Regions from separate parts of the Homo sapiens genome. Here region 1 is linked to region 2. A link is a loop called in an ENCODE intact Hi-C map of the cell type or tissue named here. Cell type or tissue: chondrocyte. All regions are shown on one strand. Each heading gives the region's core, and the rest is flanking DNA. Links, peaks and the distances in the headings are about the cores only. Region 1 has its middle 73 kb from the start of MAP4. Region 2 overlaps DHX30 (DExH-box helicase 30).

What was found. Peaks named below come from ENCODE experiments on the same cell type or tissue, not always from the same donor. Only the 100,000 strongest peaks of a DNase experiment are listed, where the experiment ranks them.
Region 1: a loop joins it to region 2, with 2.4 times the contacts of the local background. A loop is called at or near these places in 9 of 110 quality-filtered maps.

Annotation. Positions count from the first base shown.
Region 1 is chr3:48,084,254-48,095,534 of GRCh38, reverse strand. It overlaps a transcript of MAP4 not described here and the pseudogene RN7SL664P. Among named protein-coding and RNA genes, the nearest start is that of MAP4, 73 kb to the right of the region's middle. RefSeq lists enhancers at 6,020-6,069, 6,130-6,199 and silencers at 6,420-6,989, 7,630-7,749, 7,840-7,889. In chondrocyte, for the core only: CTCF peaks have their summits at 6,772 and 7,130; DNase peaks (open chromatin) are centred at 6,224, 6,594, 6,994 and 7,894.
Region 2 is chr3:47,818,261-47,829,541 of GRCh38, reverse strand. DHX30 (DExH-box helicase 30) reads right to left here. Exons shown (of 22, transcript NM_138615.3): 5 at 2,065-2,195; 6 at 408-518. Among named protein-coding and RNA genes, the nearest start is that of DHX30, 21 kb to the right of the region's middle. RefSeq lists silencers at 4,447-4,736, 7,237-7,437. In chondrocyte, for the core only: CTCF peaks have their summits at 4,364 and 4,576 (motif pointing left); DNase peaks (open chromatin) are centred at 4,249 and 4,492.

The DNA.
Region 1 (11,281 bases), core at 2,094-10,093, 270 kb before region 2:
CACCATCGTACTCCAGCCTGGGCAAGAAGAGCGAAAATCTGTCTCAAAAAAAAAATTGTTCCACTGCAGTACTGTCTGGGCAACAGAGTGAGACCCTGTCTCAAAAAAAAAACAAAGTGTGGCCAGGCGTGGTTGCTCACGCCTGTAATCCCAGCACTTTGGGAGGCTGAGATGGGCAGATCACAAGGTCAAAAGATCAAGACCATCCTGTCAACATGGCGAAACCCTGTCTCTACTAAAAATACAAAAATTAGCTGGGCCTGGTGGCGCATGCCTGTAGTCCCAGCTACTCGGGAGGCTGAGGCAGGAGAATCACCTGGACCCGGGAAGCAGAGGTTGCAGTGAGCTGAGATCGCACCACTGCACTCCAGCCTGGCGACAGAACAAGACTCCATCTCAAAAATAAAAAAAATAAAAAATAAATAAAGTGCTAGGTGGGGTGGTGCGCACGCCTGTAGTACCAGCTACTTGGGAGGCTGTGGCAGGAAGATCACTTAAGTCCAGGAGTTCTGGGATGTAGTGCACTACGTGGATTAGGTGTCCATCCACACTAGGTTCAGCATCAATATGGTTAATTCCTGGGAGCAGGGGTCCACCAGGTTGCCTAAGGAGGGGTGAACCAGCCCAGGTCAGAAATGGAGCAGGTCAAAACTCCCGTGCTGATCAGTAGTGGGGTCGCACCTGTGAATAGCCACTGCACTCCAGCCTGGGCAACATAGCGAGAACCTGTCTCTAAAAAAAAAAAAAAAAATTTCATTGATCTTTTTCTGACTATAAAAAGAAATAAATGATTTATAGTATAAAATTTGGAAAAGCATAAAGGAGTAAATGATAACTATGTAATCTTACCACCCAAGGCTAGCCATTTTTTTTTTTTTTTGGTGCATTCTTCCAATCCCAGTTTATTTATCCATTCACTTATTAAAGGAGATCTCAGTTGCTTCTAGGTTTTGGCAATTATGAGTAAAGCTACTATAAACATTCGTGAGGCTGGGTGCAGTGGCTCACACCTGTAATCCCAGCAGTTTGGGAAGCCGAGGGGGGCGGATCACCTGAGGTCAGGAGTTCAAGACCAGCCTGGCCAACATGGTGAAACCCCGTCTCTACTAAAAATATAAAAATCAGCCCGGTGTGGTTGCGCATGCCTATAATCCCAGCCACTTGGGAGGCTGAGGCAGGAGAATCGCTTGAACCTGGGAGGCGGAGTCTGTAGTGGGCCAAGATGGCACCACTGCACTCCAGCCTGGACAAAAAGAGCGAGACTCTGTCTCAAAAAAAAAAAAAAAAAATTGTGTGCAGGTTTTTGTGTAGACATAATTTTCTTTCTTTCTTTTTTTAGACTGAGTTTCGCTCTTGTTGCCCAGGCTGGAGTACAATGGCATGATCTTGGCTCACTGCAACCTCTGCCTCCTGGGTTCAAGCGATTCTCCTGCCTCAGCCTCCTGAGCCACTGGGATTACAGGTACCCGCCACCATGCCCAGCTAATTTTTGTTATTTTTAGCAGAGACAGGGTTTTGCCATGTTGGCCAGGCTGCTCTTGAACTCCTGACCTCAGGTGATCCACCTGCCTCGGCCTCCCAAAATGCTGGGACTACAAGCGTGAGCCACCGTGCCCTGCCTGTGTAGACATAAATTTTTGGCTCCTCTGAGTAAATACCAAGGAGGGCAATTGCTGGGTCATATGAGAGTACGTTTAGTTTTGTAAGAAGCTGCTGAACTGTCTTCCAAAGTTCTGTACCTTTCACATTCCCAGCAGCAATGCATGCGAGCTTCTATTGTTTCACATTCTTACTAGCACTTGGTGTTGTCAGTGTTCTGGCTTTTTTTTGTGAGATGGAGTCTTGCTCTGTCGCCCAGGCTGGAGTGCAGTGGCGCGATCTCGGCTCACTGTAAGCTCCGCCTCCTGGGTTCACACTATTCTCCTGCCTCAGCCTCCTGAGTAGCTGGGACTACAGGCGCCCGCCACCATGCCCGGCTAATTTTTTGTAATTTTAGTAGAGACGGGGTTTCACTGTGTTAGCCAAGATGGTCTCGATCTCCTGACCTCGTGATCCGCCTGCCTTGGCCCCCCAAAGTGCTGGGATTACAGGCGTAAGCCACCGCACCTGGCCAGTGTTCTGGCTTTTGCCCATTCTATTTAGTAGGTGTGTTGTGGTATCTCATTTTTGTAGGGTTTTTCTTTTCTATCTCATTTTCTTACTGATTATTGGTATATATGCTGTTATGCCTTTTTGTATATTAACTTTGTATCCAGTAACCTTGCTGAACTCTTTTTATTTTTGAGACGGAGTTTCAATCTTGTCGCCCAGCCTGTAGCGTAATGGCACGATGTTGGCTCACTGCAACCTCCGCCTCCCAGGTTCAAGTGATTTTCCTGCCTCAGCCTCCTGAGTAGCTGGGATTACAGGCTTAAGCCACCACACCTGGCTAATTTTTGTATTTTTAGTAGAGATGGGGTTTTACCATGTTGGTCAGGCTGGTCTCGAACCCCTGACCTCGACCTCCCAAAGTGCTGGGATTACAGGTATGAGCCACCATGCCTGGCCATGAACTCTTTTATTAGTCTTTCAAATTTTCGATGTGGAAAATCACATCTTTTTTTTTCTTTTTTTTGAGATGGGGTCTCACTCCATCACCCAGGCTGGAGTGCAGTGGTATGACCATGGTTCACTGTAGTCTCAACCTCCCCAGGCTCAGGTGATCCTCCCACCACAGCCTCCCACGTAGCTGGCACTATAGGTGCCCACCACCATCCCAGCTAATTTTTTTTTTTTTTTTGTATTTTTTGTAGAGACAGGGTTTCACTATGTTGCCCAGGCTGGTCTCAAACTTCTGAACTCAAGCAATCCTCCCACCTTGGCCTCCCAAAGTGCTGGGATTACAGGCGTGTGCCACTATGCCTGGTAGAAAATCATATTAATCATACATTAGGATAGGCAGAGGAAACAATATGAGGAGGGCCTTGACAAGAGAAAGTTCAAGAAACAGAGAAGGCAGATGATACTGGGCATAGTGAGAAAAAAGGCAGATGATGAGGCAAGACAGAGGCAGCATCATTGCACGAGGTCTTGAAATACATGTTTAGGATTCTGATGCAATGAAAAGCCATTGAAGGGGTTTAGGTTAAAACTGGAGGAAAGCCTCTAAGATAAGCTATTGGATTCTGCCAATGTTTGTGTCCTGGCCTACATTTTCATCAAAATTTGGATGAATAGACATAAAGCATGCTTTTAAAGGATAACTCAAATATAATCCTGAGATGGCTTATTGTGAACTTGTAAAGTCTCAAGAATACATCCTTAGACATGAGACTGAGTGCTTGCTAAGATCCTTTCCAACTTTGAGATGTTGAGGTTCTATGCTTTTCTTGTTTTTCTTTCTTTTTTATTACTGCTGCTTGTGGAGCAGGGCAATCCCATAGGCAGTATGCCCAGAATAGGTGGTTCTATGCTTTTCATCCTGGGCACCCTGGAACTGGAGGGAATGTTCTTTTCCACTGCAAGTGGGGAAATAGAATGAACCTGTACTTTGAGATGCAATCTGTTAGGGCAGATATATATATATATATATATTAGTTTTTAGTAGAGACGGGGTTTTACCTTGTTAGCCAGGATGGTCTTGATCTCCTGACCTCGTGATCTGCCCACCTTGGCCTCCCAAAGTGCTGGGATTACAGGCATGAGCCACCTCGCCTGGCCAGGCAGATCCATATTTATACAAATAACTATCACATATATGGTAAGTGTTGTAATAGGCATACAAGGGATGCAGGAGGATATTATGAATGGAAGGGGATGGTACAGAAGGTTGTGATATTTGGACTGAAGCAGGAGCAAGGGGAAGGCTTGAAAGAAACTATGGCAGGATACAGGAAAAAGAAAAAGGACTGAACCAGAACAGCATGTGTCAGTGGAGCTGTTTCTGAGGCAGGAGGAAAATCTGGTAGGTATGAGGGGAAAAGGAAGGGAATAACTGAGAATCACTCCTGGGTCTCTAGCTCTACACATAACATGGTGACTGTCTTAACTTAAAGAAGGCTGGGGTCCGGGTGCGGTGGCTCATGCCTGTAATCCCAGCACTTTGGGAGGCAGAGGTAGGAGGATAACTTGAGGGAATGAGTTCGAGACCAGCCTGGGCAACACAGTGAGAACCCATCTCTACAAAAAATTTAAAAAATTAGCCGAGTGTGGTGGCAGAAGCCTAAGGTCCCAGCTACTTGGGAGGCTGAGGTGGGAGGATCACTTGAGCCTGGGAGGTAGAGGCTGCAGCAAGCCATGACCGTACCACTGCACTCCAGTCTGGGCAACAGAGTGAGACCCTCCCACTGGGCTTAAGCGATCCTCCCACCTTGGCCTCCAAAATGCTGGGATTACAGCTGTGAGCCACTGCCTGGCCCTGGGGAAAAATAAATATTAAAGAAATTTCGGACCCTTCAGCCAGGCACGGTGGCTCATCCCTGTAATCCCAGCACTTTGGGAGGCTGAGGCGGGTGAATCACGAAGTCAGGAGTTCAAGACCAGCCTGGCCAAGATGGTGAAACCCTGTCTCTACTAAAAAAACAAAAATTAGCCAGGCACGGTGGCAGGCGCCTGCAATCCCAGCTACTTCGGAGGCTGAGGCAGAGAACTGCTCGAACCTGGGAGGCAGAGGTTGCAGTGAACTTAGATCGTGCCACTGCACTCCAGCCTGGGCGACAAAGGGAGACTCCGTCTCAAAAAAAAAAAACAAACAAAAAACAAAACACTTAGGGGCAGGCATGGTAGCTCACGCCTGTAAATCCTAGCACTTTGGGAAGCCGAGGCGGGCGGATTGCCTGAGTTCAGGAATTCGAGAACAGCCTGGGCAACACGGTGACACGTCTCTACTAAAATACAAAAAAAATTAGCTGGGCGTGGAAGCGTGCGCCTGTAGTCCCAGCTACTCGGGAAGCTGAGGCAGGAGAATTGCTTGAACCGGGGAGGCAGAGGTTGCAGTGAGCTGAGATTGTTCCACTGCACTCCACTCTGGGCGACAGAGCAAGACTCCATCTCAAAAAAACAAAAAACAAAAAACAAAAACACTTCGGACCCCAATTCACTATTCCAAAAGGAAAAAATTAAGTTGAAAGCTGAGTCATGCACAAACTGCCTTTCATTCCTAAGCAGACATACTTGACATAATACACAATTGACTATTCCCCTACCTGCTCCTTTTCTCTTGTTCCCTCCCTATTTTCCCTCCAGCCCACTTTTCCCCTTTAAATACTGAATTCCTCAAATTCATCTTTGGAGAAAGGCAGAGACCACAGACTGTTTCTGTGATTCTGTGTTTTTTCCTTTCAGGAATGTCCTTCACCTTGGCAAAATAAATTTCTAAATCAATTGAGACCTGTCTCAGATACTTCTTGGTTTACAGAAGGGATGGAAGATTCCAATACTTTTGAGTTTTCCTAGCCATCTAACTACAAAGGAGCTCAAAGCCAATTCTATTCCTGAAGTCTGGGACAGGAATATGCTGGCTACTCCAGGCAGCAGGAAGAATGATCAAAGTAACTTTAAAGCTCCCACCTGTGTGTTTTCCTACAACAGTAAGTTAAGGATTCTACAAAATCTGGGGCTTTGGAATGAAGTAATGTTAATTTCAACAGAAAAGGAAACCTATTTTTTTTATTTGAGACAGGGTCTCACTCTGTTGCCCAGGCTGGAGTGCAGTGGTGCGATCTCAGCTCACTGCAACCTCCGCCTCCCGGGTTCAAGCAATTCTCCTGCCTCACGTTCCGAAGTAACTGGGATTACAGGCACTTGCCACCACGCCCGGCTAATTTTTGTATTTTTAGTAGAGACGAAGTTTCACCATGTTGGTCAGGGTGGTCTCCAACTCCGGACCTCAAGTGCCTTCCAGAGTGCTGGGATTACAGGCGTGAGCCACCGCGCCCGGCCTCAATATTTCTTAGTTAACCAAATATACCCCAACTGTCATCAATTTTGTTATAATTAATTATCCCACTTGTAACCATTTAAAAATTATAGATGAGTTTTTTTTTTTTTTTCGGTACTAAGTCTTGGAAATTTGGTGTGTATTGTACACTTACAGCACATCTCAACTTGGGCCAGCCACGTTTCAGAGCTCACCAGCCACATGCGGCTCACGGGAGCGGAGCCCCGCCGAGGACCTGTGGCGTCCTCCCGCTCCTCTAAGGGTTCCTTCCAGAGCCCAGATGGCCCGCGACCTAGGCCCCGCCCCGCGCCCCTCCCAAGTTACATCACAGAGCCCACAGGCCCCACCCGCTGGTGGCCCGGTCCGCGTGTGCGCCGACTCTCGCACTCTCCTCGCTCCGGGCGCCCAGACTCTGAGAGAGAGCGACGGCCATCATAGAACAGCGAAGGCAGTCGATCGGCCTGCGGTCCGCTTCGGCATTCGCAGGCCGCAGGCGGGAGGCTAGAGCCCCCAGGCGCACCTCGCCCCAACCGCCCGCGGCTCGGGCAGCTCTGCAGAGACGTCGTGGCGGCAGGGCCAGCACCCATTGGTCCGCCACAGCCCTCCGCCCTCCCCCTCGCCACGCTTATTGGCCGGAGCGGCGGCGCTCGCCGGGTAGGCGGTGGCGGCGTCCCTCCCTTGCGCCGGCCCTCAAGAGGCGACGAGGAAGCGGCCGCCTCCCTGCGCCCCGCCCCTCCGGCTAGCTCGCTGGCTCCCGGCTCCTCCCGACGTCTCCTACCTCCTCACGGCTCTTCCCGGCGCTCTCCTGGCTCCCTTCTGCCCCAGCTCCGTCTCGGCGGCGGCGGGTAGGTGCAGCCGCAGGCGGGGTCCGATTGGAGGGGCGGCCTCCTCACTGTCCCGGGGCTGCCCGAGCCTTGCCCTGCGGCAGCTGGGTACCCCACGGGGCCCGCCCGAGGCGTGGAAGGGCGGTGGCCGCCGGCCTGCGAGACGCGGGGGCGTCCGAGGGAGGGGGCCAGGCGGGGGGCTGGCGGCTTTGACCTTCGGAGTCTTTGAGGCGCGATCTAGGGGGGTCTTTGGAGTGAGGGGGGCTGAGAGGTCCAGCTTTTGAGGGTCGGGGCGGTGGGGCCGAGCGACATGCCTTGGGCTCTGGATGGGGCTGAGCCGCGGAGCGAGGGTCGGCCGCAGTCTGGGGCCCTGGGTGGGGTTCGGAGGTGTAGGAGAACTCAGGGGTCGTTTTCTGAGGCTTTGTGGGGGTCAGTTGATGTGAGGCTGAGGTGAGCCTTAGTATGTCCAGTCAGGGATTATGGGTGGGGCTGAGGGGTGGTCTGGAGAACCGGGCCCTAGGCGGGGCTCTTCCCCCTTGCAAAGGCCCCGACACTGTGTGGGGACTAAAGCGTGTGTCTGGCAGTGGGAGTGCGAAAGGGTCACATTAGGGTGGGGGTGGGGAGGGTACAGGGACTAGGAGAGGCAGTTGGAAACATTACCCAGAACAGAGATTGTGATTTAGCACATGGAACAAGTTCTCCGCCGGTGTGAGTTAGATCCCTTTGGTGAAATTGTCCTGTGGAGGAGTTGTGAGGGTTTTGCTCACTTCCAGGAACGGGTAAATTAAATGCATTTGCTGCTTTGGGGAAGAGGCAGTGATTGATTACCTTTAGGTTTGTGCTTTAGGACCCAAGCTCGGATGAAATACGTGTTCCTCGCGAAGGTTAGTGTTACCCAGCTTTCTACTGGAAACCCCCTTTTCTCCTTTGCCTTCTCTGGTCCTGTTACAGTATTGCTCCCCAGGGCCTCTCGATTCTCTCTCCCTGGTTGCATAGCATTGCAGTGTTTCTTGCAGTGTGTGTGTGTGTGTGTGTGTGTGTGTGTGTGCGCGTGCGTGTGTGTGCGCGTGCGTGTGTATGTGTGTGTGCGCGCGCGCGCGTCTCCCGCCCATTTCCCTGCTGCTGTGCTTTTGGCAACTGCCTCTGCTCTTTCCCAGGGATGGTTGTGGCATTGCATCAGGGGATATTTGTGCTTGTAATTTGCTCACTCAGCCCAGGAGGAGGGTGAATAGTATGCTGTAGAGATGGGGGGCGGGGGCAGGGTGCCGTCAGCTTGGCTGGGTAGACAGAGAAATGGGTGTGGTGAGGGAATACAGCTGCTCTAGGCCTTTGGGGTAACACTGCCCAGTCATCAGCCCAAAGAGATTCAAAGAGCACCACCAGCAGCTATTTTTATAAATCAATCCTGAATCCAAGCTGAGCACATGGATTTAGAGTGAACAGTTGTCATGCTCTATTACAAGCTGGGTGTTTGGTAGACAACATTAAAGTTGCTAAGCAGGAGACTCCCATCTGTACTGTGCAGTGTGTACTTTACTTGCAACTTTTAAACTTTGCTTTTCTCAACTCCAAAGATTGGGACATCTCTCTTCAGGCTGTGTCTTTTAAATTAACGTAGTTTGCTGATCCGTACTACTACTTTTCAAATGAAATGTTTTCACCTCAGTTACACACTTCCTTTCAAATTTAGCTTCAAAATAATAAAGCTGTCACTTTTTGAGCACTTGCCATCTCCCAGGCACTAGCTATGTTTGTTAACAGATGAGGAAATTGAGACTGATGGGAAGAAGAGGTCACACAGATAGTTAAGTGGCAAAAATGGTATCCAACCAAACCAAGGTCTCTCCAACCCCCACATAGTAGTTCAGAAACTTCAGAATTTTGGTTTACATTGGGATGATTCAAGTGCTTGAGAATTTATTCATGCAAAGTAAACAAACTCACCAGAGACTGATAAACCAGATACCAGTTAATGCATGTTGGAAGTATTAAGTGCCATGTGCACAATTGGATTTAATTGTCCACTGACCAGGACACCTCCATTGTTCTGGGCTGCCTAATCAGTAATAAAAAGGTAGTTGATTATGGAATTGGAAAGGCACTAGATATTCTTAGTGGGTATTTTTTAAATTTAAATTTTATTTATTTATTTATTTTTGAGACAGGGTCTTGCTCTGTCGCCCAGGCTGGACAGTGGCAGGATCTCGGCTCACTGCAGACTCTACCTCCGGAGTTCAAGCAGTTCTCCTGCCACAGCCTCCGGAGTAGCTGGGATTATAGGCATGTGCCACCACACTCGGCTGATTTTTGTATTTTTAGTAGAGACGGGGTTTCGCCACGTTGGACAGACTGGTCTCAAACTCCTGACCTCAAGTGATCCGCCTGCTTTGGCCTCCCAAAGTGCCCTGGGATTACAGGTGCAAGCCACCATGCCCGGCCATTTATTTTTATTTTATTCTATTTTATTTTTTAAGATGGAGTCTCGCTGTGTCATCCAGGCTGGAGTGCAGTGGCATGATCTTGGCTCACTGCAACCTCTGCCTCCCAGGTTCAAGTGATTCTCCTGCCTCAGCTTCCTGATAGCTGGGATTATAGGCACCCACCACCACACCTGGCTAATTTGTGTGTGTGTGTGTGTGTGAGTGTGTGTATATACGTGCACACACATACATATATACATACACATATACATATATATACACACATACATACATATACACACACATATATATATATTTTTTTGAGATGGAGTCTTACTCTGTTGCCCAGGCTGGAGTGCAGTGGCACGATCTCAGCTCACTGCAACCTTCGCCTCCTGGGTTCAAGTGATTCTCCTGCCTCAGCCTCCCTAGTGGCTGGAACTACAGGCACGTGCCACCACGCCTGGCTAATTTTTTGTATTTTTAGTAGAGACAGGGTTTCACTGTGTTAGGGTGGTCTCTATCTCCTGACCTCGTGTTCCGCCTGCCTCGGCCTCCCAAAGTCCTGGGATTACAGGCGTGAGCCACCGCGCCTGGCTAATTTTTGAATTTTTAGTAAAGATGGGGTTTCACCATGTTGGCCAGGCTGGTCTTGAACTCCTGACCTCAGATGATCCACCTACCTCGGCCTCCCAGAGTGTTGGGATTACAGGCATGAGCCATCACGCCTGGCCTTACGGGTATTTTAATCAAGGAACAAAAGTCTAGTGAGTCTCCCTTTCCCCAGTGTAAAAACACATACAGTGCTGGAGGATGTCTTAACACATTTTCCTACTCTGTCTCACTTGTTTTTTAAGTAGTCTCTTCAAATATTTGTCATTCCAGCATCCCTTTGTTAAAATTTTCAAATTTACAAATACATTTATATTACCTATTAAAAAGTCATTTTCCATTGTTTGCTGACAGTGAAGGAAGCACCTGGATTTTCTTATATATAGGCGGCTTAGCTTTAGTCAGAGAGTAGATTCTTCCTAATCTCATAGTGTCTTGTTCTTCCTAATCTCATAGTGTCTTGTTCTTTCCTAATCTTGTTTCTGAATTTGGTGATCAATCCTTTGGCTCTGTAAACTTTTGCTCTTGACAGTTTTTGGAATCACTTTGCTTTTTTTTTTTTTTTTTTTTAAAGATTAAGCGTGAGTAGTTGCTATGTAGCTTTTAGATTTCCTTAAGATGTGAGAAAATCTGAGAGGAACATTTTGACCCAGTGGAAGGCATCTTGGCAGTTCATGTATATAGTCAATTTGAAAAGGAAACCAAGTAAGTATCAGTGATTTCACTTTGTCTTTCTAAACAGCACTTTTAGAACCAGGTTATTGTAGACTTATTGCTAGGAGTGAGTGGGTTGAGAACAATTAAGGTTAAGAAGGGGGATTGTAGGGCTGGGTGGCTCATGCCTGTAATTCCAGCACTTTGGGAGCCTGAGGCGGAGGATTGCTTGAGGCCAGAAGTTTGATACCAGCCTGGATAACATAGTGAGACCCTGTCTCCATTAAAAAAAAAACAAAAACAACTTAGTCGGTCCCCAGATAATTTTAGTGTACAGCAAAACAACAAAAACAACAACAACAAACTTAGCTAGGTGTGGTGGCATGTGTCTATAGTCCCAGCTACTCTGGAGGCTGGGGTGGGAGGATCACTGGAGCCCAGGAGTTCAAGGCTCCAGTGATATGATTGTGCCACTGCACTTCAGCCTTGCTGAAAGAGCCAGACCTGCTCACCCCTGCAAAAAAAAAAAAAAGGGGTAATAAAGCACACTGATACATATAGGGGATCATATTCATCATACTCATCTACCATTTTAGAGCTCCTAGGCCAGTCTTTAAATGCAGACCTTATGGTGAACTATTTTGGATGTCATTAACATTTTAAGGTTGAAAGTCAACACAATTACTTTCGTGATTCTTTTTCCTTTTTTTTTTTTTTTTTTAGAGATGAGATCATGTTCTGTCAGCAGTGGGGGAGATCATAGCTCACTGCAGCCTTGAACTTCTGGCCTCAAGTGATCCTCCTGCCTCAGCCTCCCCAGTAGTTCAGACTGTGTATGTGCACCATCACACCTG
Region 2 (11,281 bases), core at 1,418-9,417:
TGAAACCCCCTCTCTACTAAAAATACAAATATTAGCCAGGCGTGGTGGTGGGCACCTGCAATCCCAGCTACTTGGGAGGCTAAGGCATGAGAATCACTTGAACCTAGAAAGTGGAGGTTGCAGTGAGCCAAGATCGCATCACTGCACTCCAGCCTGGGCAACAGAGTGAAACTCTGACTCAAAGGAAAAAAAAAAAAACCAAAAACACAGGAAAAAAAAAAAAAAAATATATATATATATATATATATATATATCTCATTGGCTGAACAGTAAGAAAGGAATCAGGAAGTGGGAAGGGCTCAGGGCAGGTGAGTGGTAGAACACTGGGCCAACCTCTACCAATAAAAACAAAGGGCAAGGAGTTTCCAGGAGGAAGGTCTCAGTGGCTTTCACTGAGGAAGGGTCACCTTGAACAGCTGGCAGGCTGCAGCTGCAGCCTGCCGCTCAGCATCGATCTTCTTGCTGCCATAGCCTTCTACCTCCACGCTCTTGGGCCATTTTATGTGCAGTGTGACTTTCTGGGGAAGAGAAGAGAGAAATCAGAAGTCTTGCCACTCCAGACTAGAGTTGTTGCAAATTACATGGAAAATAAACAGTGGTGGACCTCACAGCAGCAGACCTCACAGCAGCAATGTGCTAGGTTCAGAGTTGAGAACAGAGGACAGAACCCCAATCCCATCATTAACTCCTTATAAGGCTCTAACTGTCTCACCGTGAAACAATCTGTTCTACCCCAAGTTGTTTTGCTCCTTCAAGGTGCCATGTTCTAGCCAGAGGCCAAGCCGGGATCCATCTTCATCTTTTTTTTTGAGACAGAGTCTTGCACTGTTGCCCAGGCTGCACTGTTGCCTCACGCCATTCTCCTGCCTCAGCCTCCCAAGTAGCTGGGGCTACAGGTGCCCACCACCACGCCCAGCTAATTTTTTGTACTTTTAGTAGAGACGGGATTTCACTATGTTAGCCAGGATGGTCTCGATCTCCTGACCTTGTGATCCGCCCACCTCGGCCTCCCAAAGTGCTGGGATTACAGGCATGAGCCACCGCGCCCAGCCTCATCTTTTTTTTTTTTTTTTTTTTTGTGGGGGACAGGATCTCACGCTGTTGCCCAGGCTGGAGTGCAGTGGCACGATCACAGCTTACTGCAGCCTCAACCTCCTGGGCTCAAGCAATCCCCTCATCTCAGCTTCCCTAGTAGCTGGGACTACAGGCCTGCACCACAATGCCTGAGTAACTTTTTCATTTTTTGTAGAAATGGGGTCTCACTATGTTGCCCAGGCTGGTCCCAAACCCCTGGGCTCAAGGGATCCTCCCTACTCCGCCTCCTAAAGTGCTGGGATTACAGGCACGAACCACCACAACCAGGCCCCATCTTTATCTTTAAAAATCATCCAGACTGAGAGCAGTGGTGTCTCCCACAATTTTGGGAGGCTGAGGAGGGAGGATCCCTTGAACCAAGGGGTTTGAGACTACCCTGAGCAACATAGCAAGAACCGGTCTCTACAAAAAATAAAAAAAATTAGACGAGTGTGGTGGCACCTGTCTGTAGTCCCAGCTACTTTGGAGGCTGAGGCGGGAGGATCACTTGATCCCAGGAGTTTGAGGTTACTGTGAGTTATGATTGTGCCACTGCACTCCAGCCTGGGTGACAGAGAGACTCTGACTCTGTCTCTACAAAAATAAATAAAATAAATGTTAAAAAATCATCCAGAATGGTTTGCTGGCATGCTTCTATGGTTCCAGAATCTATAAGACTGTAAGGGCAAGAATTATCATTAACTCTAACCCTCTGCAGTCCTTAGTCGATGGGGGCAAAAACCAAGGATCCGTATAGGCGCCTGTCTTAGATAAGATGGCACCTCATTTGCCCTGTGTTCCTCTTCCCTAAACCAGGCACGTGTATTCTGGCTCTTCTTCAAACCTAGCTTTGCTCTGAGTCTCTGCTGACCATTTTAATTCAGGAAACCCATTCTATGGCCTCCTTGACAAAGAAACCTAAGACAGAAAGGACAAACAGCCTCCTTTCTGAGTCATACCAATGTTTTTCCTTGCCACCAGCAGAGTTACCTTTTTCTTCGGTCCATTTGTGTGCACGTAGACTAGTTTGTCTTTTGCATGTGAGATGCCGAGGGCTCTTCCAATCACACTGTTGAGAAGATTTTTGGGCTGTGGGAACTCTTTTAATAGGTCCCTAGAAGCTAAGAAAATAAGAACAAAAGCATTACAGTTGTTCTTTTTCTTTTAAAAACTCCATGGGGTGTGTATCAGGGCAACCCTGGGCTGGATTCTGAGGATGTTGGCTCATGACCCCAAACCACCCAGGAGCATCTTGGAAAAGAAAAGAGGAATGACTTCAGGGTTTACAGGGAAGAGTGGGGCCAGACCCACTTGAATAACCATCTCCTGAAGAAGGGCCAATGACCCACACACCACAGAAGGGATCCTACCAGCATCCTCTTCTCCGCCCAATCTCCTCATTTCATACATCACCTACAAAAGCCTGGTTGGTCAATAAACCCCCCAGTCTGATGTCTGAAAGAAGACACTAAACAAACAAGCAAGCAAAAAATACAAAAACAAAAATCCACCACACACACAAACTGGAGATCAAGACAATGCAAGGCTCTTCCTAAAATAAGACACACACACGAGAGACCTGGCCCCATGTATCTCAAGTGATGAGATCCAGATGCTGAATACCAGGCCCCAGCTCTCAACCGTATCTAAGCACACTGCAAAAGACTCCCACAGAACCAAACTATGTGTGGGGACTGATTAAAGACCTCTACATCTGGCTGGGCGTGGTGGCTCACGCCTGTAATCCCAGCACTTTGGGAGGCCAAGGCGGGTGGATCACAAGGTCAGGAGTTTGACAACCTGGCCAACATAGTGAAACCTTGTGAAACCTCGTCTCTACTAAAAATACAAAAAATTAGCCAGGCCTGGTGGCAGGCGCCTGTAGTCCCAGCTACTTGGGAGGCTGAAGCAGGAGAATCGCTTGAACCCGGGAGGCGGAGGTTGTAGTGAGGCAAGATCGCGCCACTGCAATCCAGCCTGGGCAACAAGAGTGAAACTCCATCTCAAAAAAAAAAAAAAAAAAGAAAGAAAACCTCTACATCTGAGCAGGCATGAATTACTCCTCCCCCAAGTTCTCTGGAATCAAGGGGAAAATTGATGCATCAGATACCATGAGAGGTACCTCGCTTCTTTTTCTTGTTTTTTGGATTAATCTCAGAGCAGAAAGGGAAGAGATATCTACCTAGGGTAAGCTTGTACCAGACACAAGGCTTAACCAGGTCATGAAGAGGTCTGCTAGGAACATGGGGGGCCATATCATTCTCCACTCTAGCCTCTGGCAGCTCCAAAAGGAGCTGTATATATGCACATGTGCACCTGCGTGTACACTGATCACCTGGGGAGCTTTTTCACCGCATGGACATCCAGCTCCCCACAGGGGACCTGAGAATGGGAGCGATGTTGGAGGCGACTCTATATTTTCAAAAAGTGCTTCCAAGCGTTCTGATGTAACTCTGCTGCCTGGTTTGAGACTGTTTCCTTGGGACAGACTCCTGTGTCAAGTGGCCAGGATGGAGGACACCTGATCCTGTCTCCCTCTAAGCGGTAACTTGTAAAGCAACTAAGAGTCAAGCAGTTAAGCAGTTAAGAAACCATATCTAAGTGGACTTGGCCGGGGCGGGGGGGGTTTCGTCACAGAGGGACCCAACTTCGAGTAGCCCATTACACCCACTGGTTTAACAATAGAGCTGCACTGAGACCACCACCCCGCCCCCACCTTCAGCTCTATAAGGTTGGTGGAGGCTGGCGCTCTCTACCCATCCTTGATGCTTTCAACAGTTTTATCCTCTGCACTATTTGGGAGGCACAAAGCTGGAATCCACCAGAACAGTCATTCTGTCTCTATTTGAGATCCTGATGTCCCAGGAGTTACTTTGGGCTATTTCTCACACTGGTGAGGGCATGCTTGTCCCTAGAAGCTCTAGCCCTTGGCCACTCATCCTGGCAGGAGTTGGACTTTTACTCGTTTTCCCCACTCCCTCGAGGTCTCGCACCTCTCACCTATTCTTGCCGGGAGCAGGTACTCTAAGGGTCCATTCGGGCCTGTGCCACGCTAAGCTTTACAAACAGCAAGGCCGCTGCCCGCCGACGGATGGCGAACTTGGCCACTATGGAAGAGAGGACCCCCGGCCGCCAGGCCCGATTTCGGCCCGCGCCCCTAGCTCTGCCATCCCAGGAGTCAAGGGCGCTGCGGACCGCCCGCCCCCGCCGATGCCCTCACCGTTCACCAAGCTTCCGTCGCCTTCCCCAGGCCCGCCGGGGGCCATCCCTGACTCGGCCTCGGCGGCTTCCTTGGTGTGGTCGGGGTGGGCGCAGCTTGAAGAGAAGCCGCGCGAGCGACCCTGTCGCCCAGCAGCGCGGGGACCCAGCGGCTGCAGGCGCGGAGAGATGCCGGCGGCCAGCGCCATGAGTCTCCTAGCGGCCGCCATCGTGCTCCCGCCGACCCCGAGGCCTGTGCGCGGCAGGGACCGGGCGAAGAGAACGGGAGCGGCCGGCCCGAGCGCCGCGCGCCCCCTGCGGGCCGGGCGGACCCGAAGCCCAAGCCTAGGCGAGGGCATCAGCAGCCCGTCCTCGCTCACCACAGCCCTGGGCCTTCAGTAGGCGGGCTCGGCGCTGCCCAGGGCTAGGACCCTGCAGAGCTCACTCTCCAGCAAATCTAAACCAGCAGTCGTGTGGATGGAAGGCAGGAAGATGGAATGAGGCTGTTGGGGGGAAAATAATGCTAGGCCTTAGCTCAATGTCATCTAAGGAAGCGAAGTTAGTTCCCTCTAGGTCCTACCAATTGTTCCTAACTACCTCTCACGTGCCTCTGGCAAATTGGCAGCCCCATCTTATTTAACGGCTTACAAAGTAAACCTGGTGAAGATCTGGAGCCAGGGCCAGGCGCCGTGGCTCATGCCTGCAATCCCAACACTTTGGGAGGTTGAGGCGGATGGATCCCCTGAGCCCAGGATTTTGAGACCAGTCTGGGCAGCATAGTGAAACCCCAACTCTATTAAAAGTTTAAAAAACGAAAAAGAAAATCTGGAGCCAGGCCAAGGAAGACCTCTTCAGGAAACAGATTTAATCCCCAGGGCTGGAGGGGAAGGTGAAAACACCCAGCTTTGGAAACTGCCAAGAATTGAGCTGGTCCAGCGTAAAGTCCAGCAGTGAAAGTGCTGTTCCTCGCCAGGCGCAGTGGCTCACGCCTGTAATCCCAGCACTTTCGGAAGCCGAGGCAGGCAGATCACCTGAGGTCAGGAGTTCGAGACCAGCCTGGCCAACATGGTGAAACCCCATCTCTACTAAAAATACAAAAATTAGCCGGGCATAGTGTCGCGCGCCTGTAATCCCAGCTACTCGGGAGGCTGAGGCAGGAGAATCGCTTGAACCCAGGAGGCGGAGGTTGCAGTAAGCCAAGATCATGCCACTGCACTTCAGCCTGGGTGACAGAGCAAGGCTCCATCTCAAAAAAAAAAAAAAAAAAAAAAAAGGAAAAGAAAATGGTATCTGAAAGCTGAAGGAGACAACAGTCTAGACAGAAAGGCCCCACCTGGACAGCAGGACCCAAGCCCTTTGTGGCACTTGAGGAAGCCCTCAGGATAGCACTCTTTTCTGACAGCCATTTGGCATAAGGCTGAAATGCCATGATTTCTTAGTTGCCTCTAAAGAAGCCAAAATGAAGAGCTATACACAAAGCAACACTGGCCATGAGTTGTTAATTGTTGAAGCTGGGTGACAGGTACTTGCAGGTTCATTATACTATTTTTTCTAGTTTACAACACATGTGTTGAACAGATGTTTAGATTTTTATGTTAAAAAAAAATCAGCCAGGCGCAGTGGCTCATGCCTGTAATCCCAGCACTCTGGGAGGCTGAGGCAGGCGGATCATGAGGTCAGGGTATCAAGACCATCCTGGTCAACATGGTGAAACCCCATCTCTACTAAAAATACAAAAATTAGCTGGGCATGGTGGCACGCGCCTGTAGTCCCAGCTACTTGGGAGGCTGAGGCAGGAGAATTGCTTGAACCCGGGAGGCGGAGGTTGCAGTGAGCCGAGATTGCGCCACTGCACTCCAGCCTGGCAACAGAGTGAGACTCCGTCTCAAAAAGACAAAAAAAAAAAAAAAAACAACAACCAGGGATGCCAACCAACTAGTTTGTTCCCAGGGGGGTCTTTGTCTCGGTTTGGTTGTGTCCCCACCCAAATCTCATCTTGAATTGTAGCCCCCATAATTCCCATGTGTCATGGGAGGGACGTGGTTGGGAGGTCATTGAATCATGGGGGTGGTTTCTCCCATATTGTTCTCATAGTAGTGAGTAAGTCTCAAGAGATCTGATAGATTAATAAGGGGAAACCCCTTTCTTTTCTTTCTTTTCTTTTTTTTTTTTTTTTTGAGATGGAGTCTCGCTCTGTTGCCCAGGCTGGAGTGCAGTGGTGCAATCTCGGCTCACTGCAAGCTCCACCTCCCAGGTTCACACCATTATCCTGGCTCAGCCCCCCAAGTAGCTGGGACTACAGGTGCCCGCCACCACACCCGGCTAATTTTTTGTATTTTTAGTAGAGACAGGGTTTCACTGTGTTAGCCAGGATGGTCTCGATCTCCTGACCTCATGATTCGCCTTCCTTGGCCTCTCAAAGTGCTGGGATTACGGGCGTGGGCCACTGCGCCTGGCCTTTCTTATTTTTTATGTTTATTTTTTTGAGACAGAGTCTTGTTCTGTCACCCAGGCTGGAATGCACTGGCACGATCTCGGCTCACTGCAACCTCTGCCTCCTGGGTTCAAGCGATTCTCCTGTCTCAGTCTCCCAAGCAGCTGGTACTACAGGTACGTGCCACCATGCCCAGCTAATTTTTGTATTTTTAGTAGAGACAGGGTTTCACCATATTGGCCAGGCTGGTCTTGAACTCCTGACCTCATGATCCACCCACCTCGGCCTCCCAAAGTGCTGGGATTACAGGCATGAGTTAACACACCCGGCTGGGAAAACCCCTTTCACTTGGTTCTGTCTTTCTCTCTTGTCTGCCACCATGTAAGATGTGCCTTTTGCCTTTCACCATGGTTGTGAGGCCTCTCCAGCCACATAGAACTGTGAATCCATTAAACCTTTTTTTCTTTATAAATTACCCAGTCTTGGGTATGTCTTTATCAGCAGCATGAAAATGGACTAATGCAGTCCCCTTTTCCTATTCATTTATTTCAACTGGGTTCTAACAGCAAGAGTCACCCTGAGCAAGTATTTCACCTCCACAAACCTCAATGACTCTTGTAAGATAAGGGCAACTCTTTACAGCAGCTCTTGGAACTCTTCTGCTTCTGTGTTCTTCTCCTCACTGGTCTAGAGCAGGAGTTGGAAAACTACAGCCTGCAGACCAAATCCAGACCCCTGCCTGTTGTTAGAAAGTTTTATTGGAACAGAGCCACACTCATTTACTATGTTATTTGCTATTATCTATGACTGCTTTCATTCTATAATGGCAGAGTCAAATAACTGCAACAGAAAGCATATGCCCCACACAGCGTAAAATATTTATTACCTGATGATTACAAAAAAAAGATTACCAACTCCTCCTCTAAAGGACCTTAAAGACCAGGTACGGTGGCTCATGCCTGTCATCCCAGCACTTTGGGAGGCCGAGGAGGGTGGATCACCTGAGGTCAGGAGTTCAAGGCCAGCCTGGCCAGTGTGGTGAAACTCCATCTCTACTAAAAATACAGAAATTAGCTCTGGGCATGGTGGCAGGTGCCTGTAATCCCAGCTACTCAAGAGGCCGAGGCAGGAGAATGGCTCAAACCCAGGAGGGAGGTTGCAGTGAGCCGACATTGCGCCATTGCACTCCAGCCTGGACAACAGAGTGAGACTCCATCTCAATCAATCAATCAATCAGTAAAGGACCTTAAAGAAAGTTAGAAAAAAGGGCTGGGCACGGTGGCTCATGCCTGTAATCCCAACACTTTGGGAGGCCGAAGCGGGCAGATTGCCTGAGGTCAGGAGTTTGAGACCAGCCTGACCAACATGGAGAAACCCCATCTCTACTAAAAAAATACAAAAAATTAGCCAGGCATAGTGGCACATGCCTGTATTCCCCGGTACTCGGGGGGCTGGGGCAAGAGAATCACTTGAACCCAGGAGGCGGAGGTTGCGGTGAGCCAAGATCGCACCATTGCACTCCCACCTGGGCAACAAGAGCGAAACTCCATCAAAAAAAGAAAAAAGAAAGTTAGGAAAAAGGCCAGGCATGGTGGCTCATGCCTGTAATCCCAGCACTTTGGGAGGCTGAGGCAGGCAAATCACTTGAGCCCAGGAGTTGGAGACCAGCCTGGGCAAAATGGTGAAACCCCGTCTCTACTGAAAATACAAAAAAATCAGCTGGGCATGCTGGTGCATGCCTGTAGTTCCGGTTACCAGGGAGGCTGAGGCACAAGAATCACATGAATCCAGGAGGCAGAGGTTGCAGTGAGCCGACATCATGCCACCACATTCCAGCCTGGGTGACAGAGTGAGACTCCATCTCATAAATAAATAAATAAATAAATAAAAATAGAAAGAAGAAATAAAACAAAGGCAAAAAAAAAAAAAGAGAGAGCCTTACGCATGCACCCCTTTCTTTACACCAACATTAAGCCTTCTCCGTATTCTTGGAGGAGAGAAAGTTGATTCCTTTCCCTGTGAAAAAGGAGGGAAGTTCTGAAAAAAGAAAGCATTTACTGGCTCAGCAATCTCTCTATCCACTTCTGGATCGGGGATGACATCTGGTACTACATGTGCTAAACAACTACATCTAGCAGCACAGAATTAAGGCGTAAAGGATCTGCTGAATACACGGGAGAATGCTTTAGGAACCTATACTTTGGAGGCCCCAGAAAAAGGCAACAAGAGGAAGTCCAAGATAGTTCAGGCTTTGGGGCAGAGCAGAGAACTTCCGCAGGGACAGTGGAAGGGACCACCAACACCTAAAGAAACCAGGAGTCTCAGCCTATATTTTGGCAACTTACCCAACCATATATACATATATTACACGTGGTCAAAATGGCAAGAAAGGATCCACTTGGCTGGCAAGGAGACGGGTAAGAGGAGCTACAGGAGCCAGGTGGGCACCCGACTGCCCTACCAGGTCATCCGTCCTCATGGCTTCCCCTTCCACATAAGCCGCAGGTCTCTTTTTTTTTTTTGAGATGGAGTCTCGCTCTGTTGCCCAGGCTATAGTGTAGTGGTGCGATCTCAGCTCACTGCAACCCCCGCCTCCTGCGTTCAAGCAATTCTCCTGCCTCAGCCTCCCAAGTAGCTGGGATTACAGGCATGCACCACCACACCCAGCTAATTTTTTGTATGTTTAGTAGAGATGGGGTTTCACCATGTTGGCCAGGCTGGTCTCAAACTCCTGGCCTCAGATGATCCACCCACCTTGGCCTCCCAAAATGCTGGGATTACAGGCGTAAGCCACCATGCCCGGCCAGCCACAAGTCTCTTGACGTAAACCACCACATCAAGAAGAGGGCACACATCTATTTGAGGCAATGGACAGGAAAGATCAGTTTTGTGGCCCCCAAGATCCTGCCAGAAGTGTCATCCCATGGTGCTGTGTCTCAAATCTGAGTAGGTGGGGCCGAGTGACAGGGGACAGCCAGAGGTGAGTTTCTTGATGTACTCACCCTTTACCCTGGAAGGAAGCCTTGGGAAGACATTGGCAGTGGAGGAAGGGGGGTCAAGGAGGTAGGGAGGTGATCATTTTTTTTCAGTTCCAAATCTGATTCTGCTGAGTACTGTGATCAATATAAATGGCCACCATTTTCGGTGCACTGTTTTCCTTATATAAACACCAGAGAGACTGTTGCTGCAACACATCTCCTTAAGGGCAGGAGCACCAGTGAAGCCTCTAGGGAGCTAGAAAGCACAGGGGAGAGGCCTGATCGCTATCCGCAGGCCAAGAGGGGCTGTTGCTTCTAGCTGAGAGAGAGAAGGCAAAATGCACACACCCACGGATGCCTCCTGGAGGCGCAGCTGTGAGGAGAGACCACCAGGCTCAGGGGTCTGCACTCCTCTGGGGAAGAGAGCACAGCACTTGTGGGGCTGCCCCAGAGGCAGCAACTGCCCATCCTGCGATCAGTGTTCTCCTCCGCGTGTGCTCAAGAAGGCACTGCCTAGCCAACTGCCTGGTTAACCCCGACTAACCGTCTTCAAGCTTAGCCAAAGCACATCTGACACTCTCAGAGCCACTCACCTGCCATGTTGGAAATGTTAACGTTCAGCCTTTTCGAGTTACAGGGCATTTTAAGAAAGAAAAAAAAAAGGGCAATCAACTCTTGTTTTGGTAACGGTAGGGGGGTGGCATTTCTTTAAAACCTAAGTCAAATGGTCAGGGGGCTAGAAGTACTCATTTCTATCCTGCTGTCAGTAGTCAGGGCCGCAGCAGCAGGAGTGTGAAAACTGCCTGGGACGCAGCAGCAGCATGGGCTGCAGAAACTGAGGTGCTCTGTGTTCCCCACACTCCTCCTGAGCTCTTGACCTTCAAAGCACTTTACAGACAGACCCTAGAGTAGACATGCTGTCTCTAGATGAGACAATGACCCTATGACCTAAAACAGGGCTCCTTCTGCTAGGCAGAGGGGTGTGAACAGGCAGCCTATGGGGCAGAAAAGAGCAGCTATTAGGACAAAAAGGCTTCCAGGAGCACTGGCCTTAGCAGGCCTGGAAAAGGTATATTAATAAGTCTGAGGGAGAAGAGGAGGCGCTCATGTGCAGCGATGCTTCCCTGGGTCCTATCCCTGGCGCCATCCCTGGGTACTGATAGGGCCTGAGGTAAGCTGCCACTTACCTGGTGCTCTAACATTCTCCCCAATCAAAAGGACAGCCTACCTTGCCAAGTGGACTGAGAGGCACATTTTAATGTCAGTAAAGTGCTTTGAGGTGCCACATGGGAGACAGGAAAGTGATCTGTGTGTATTCCCAAAGCCTCCAAGATGGAAAGCACTAGGGTTGAGTCAGGGCTATCTGTTCCAGCCCTGCTACAAGCACCCTGCTCTCTGAGCCACCTGATCAGGGACTTCTAGGAGCCTCGAGGCCCCAAGCCCTGCGGATTCTCCATGCGGGTGCTGAGAGAACCACCCAAACTGAGCCTAGGCTTTAGTCCAGGCCACACAAGGAGGCCCAAGAAGACTGCAGGGTCCAGGCCATGAGTCAAGGGATCATGAAAAAATCCAGACTTTTCCAAGTAATTTCTCCCTC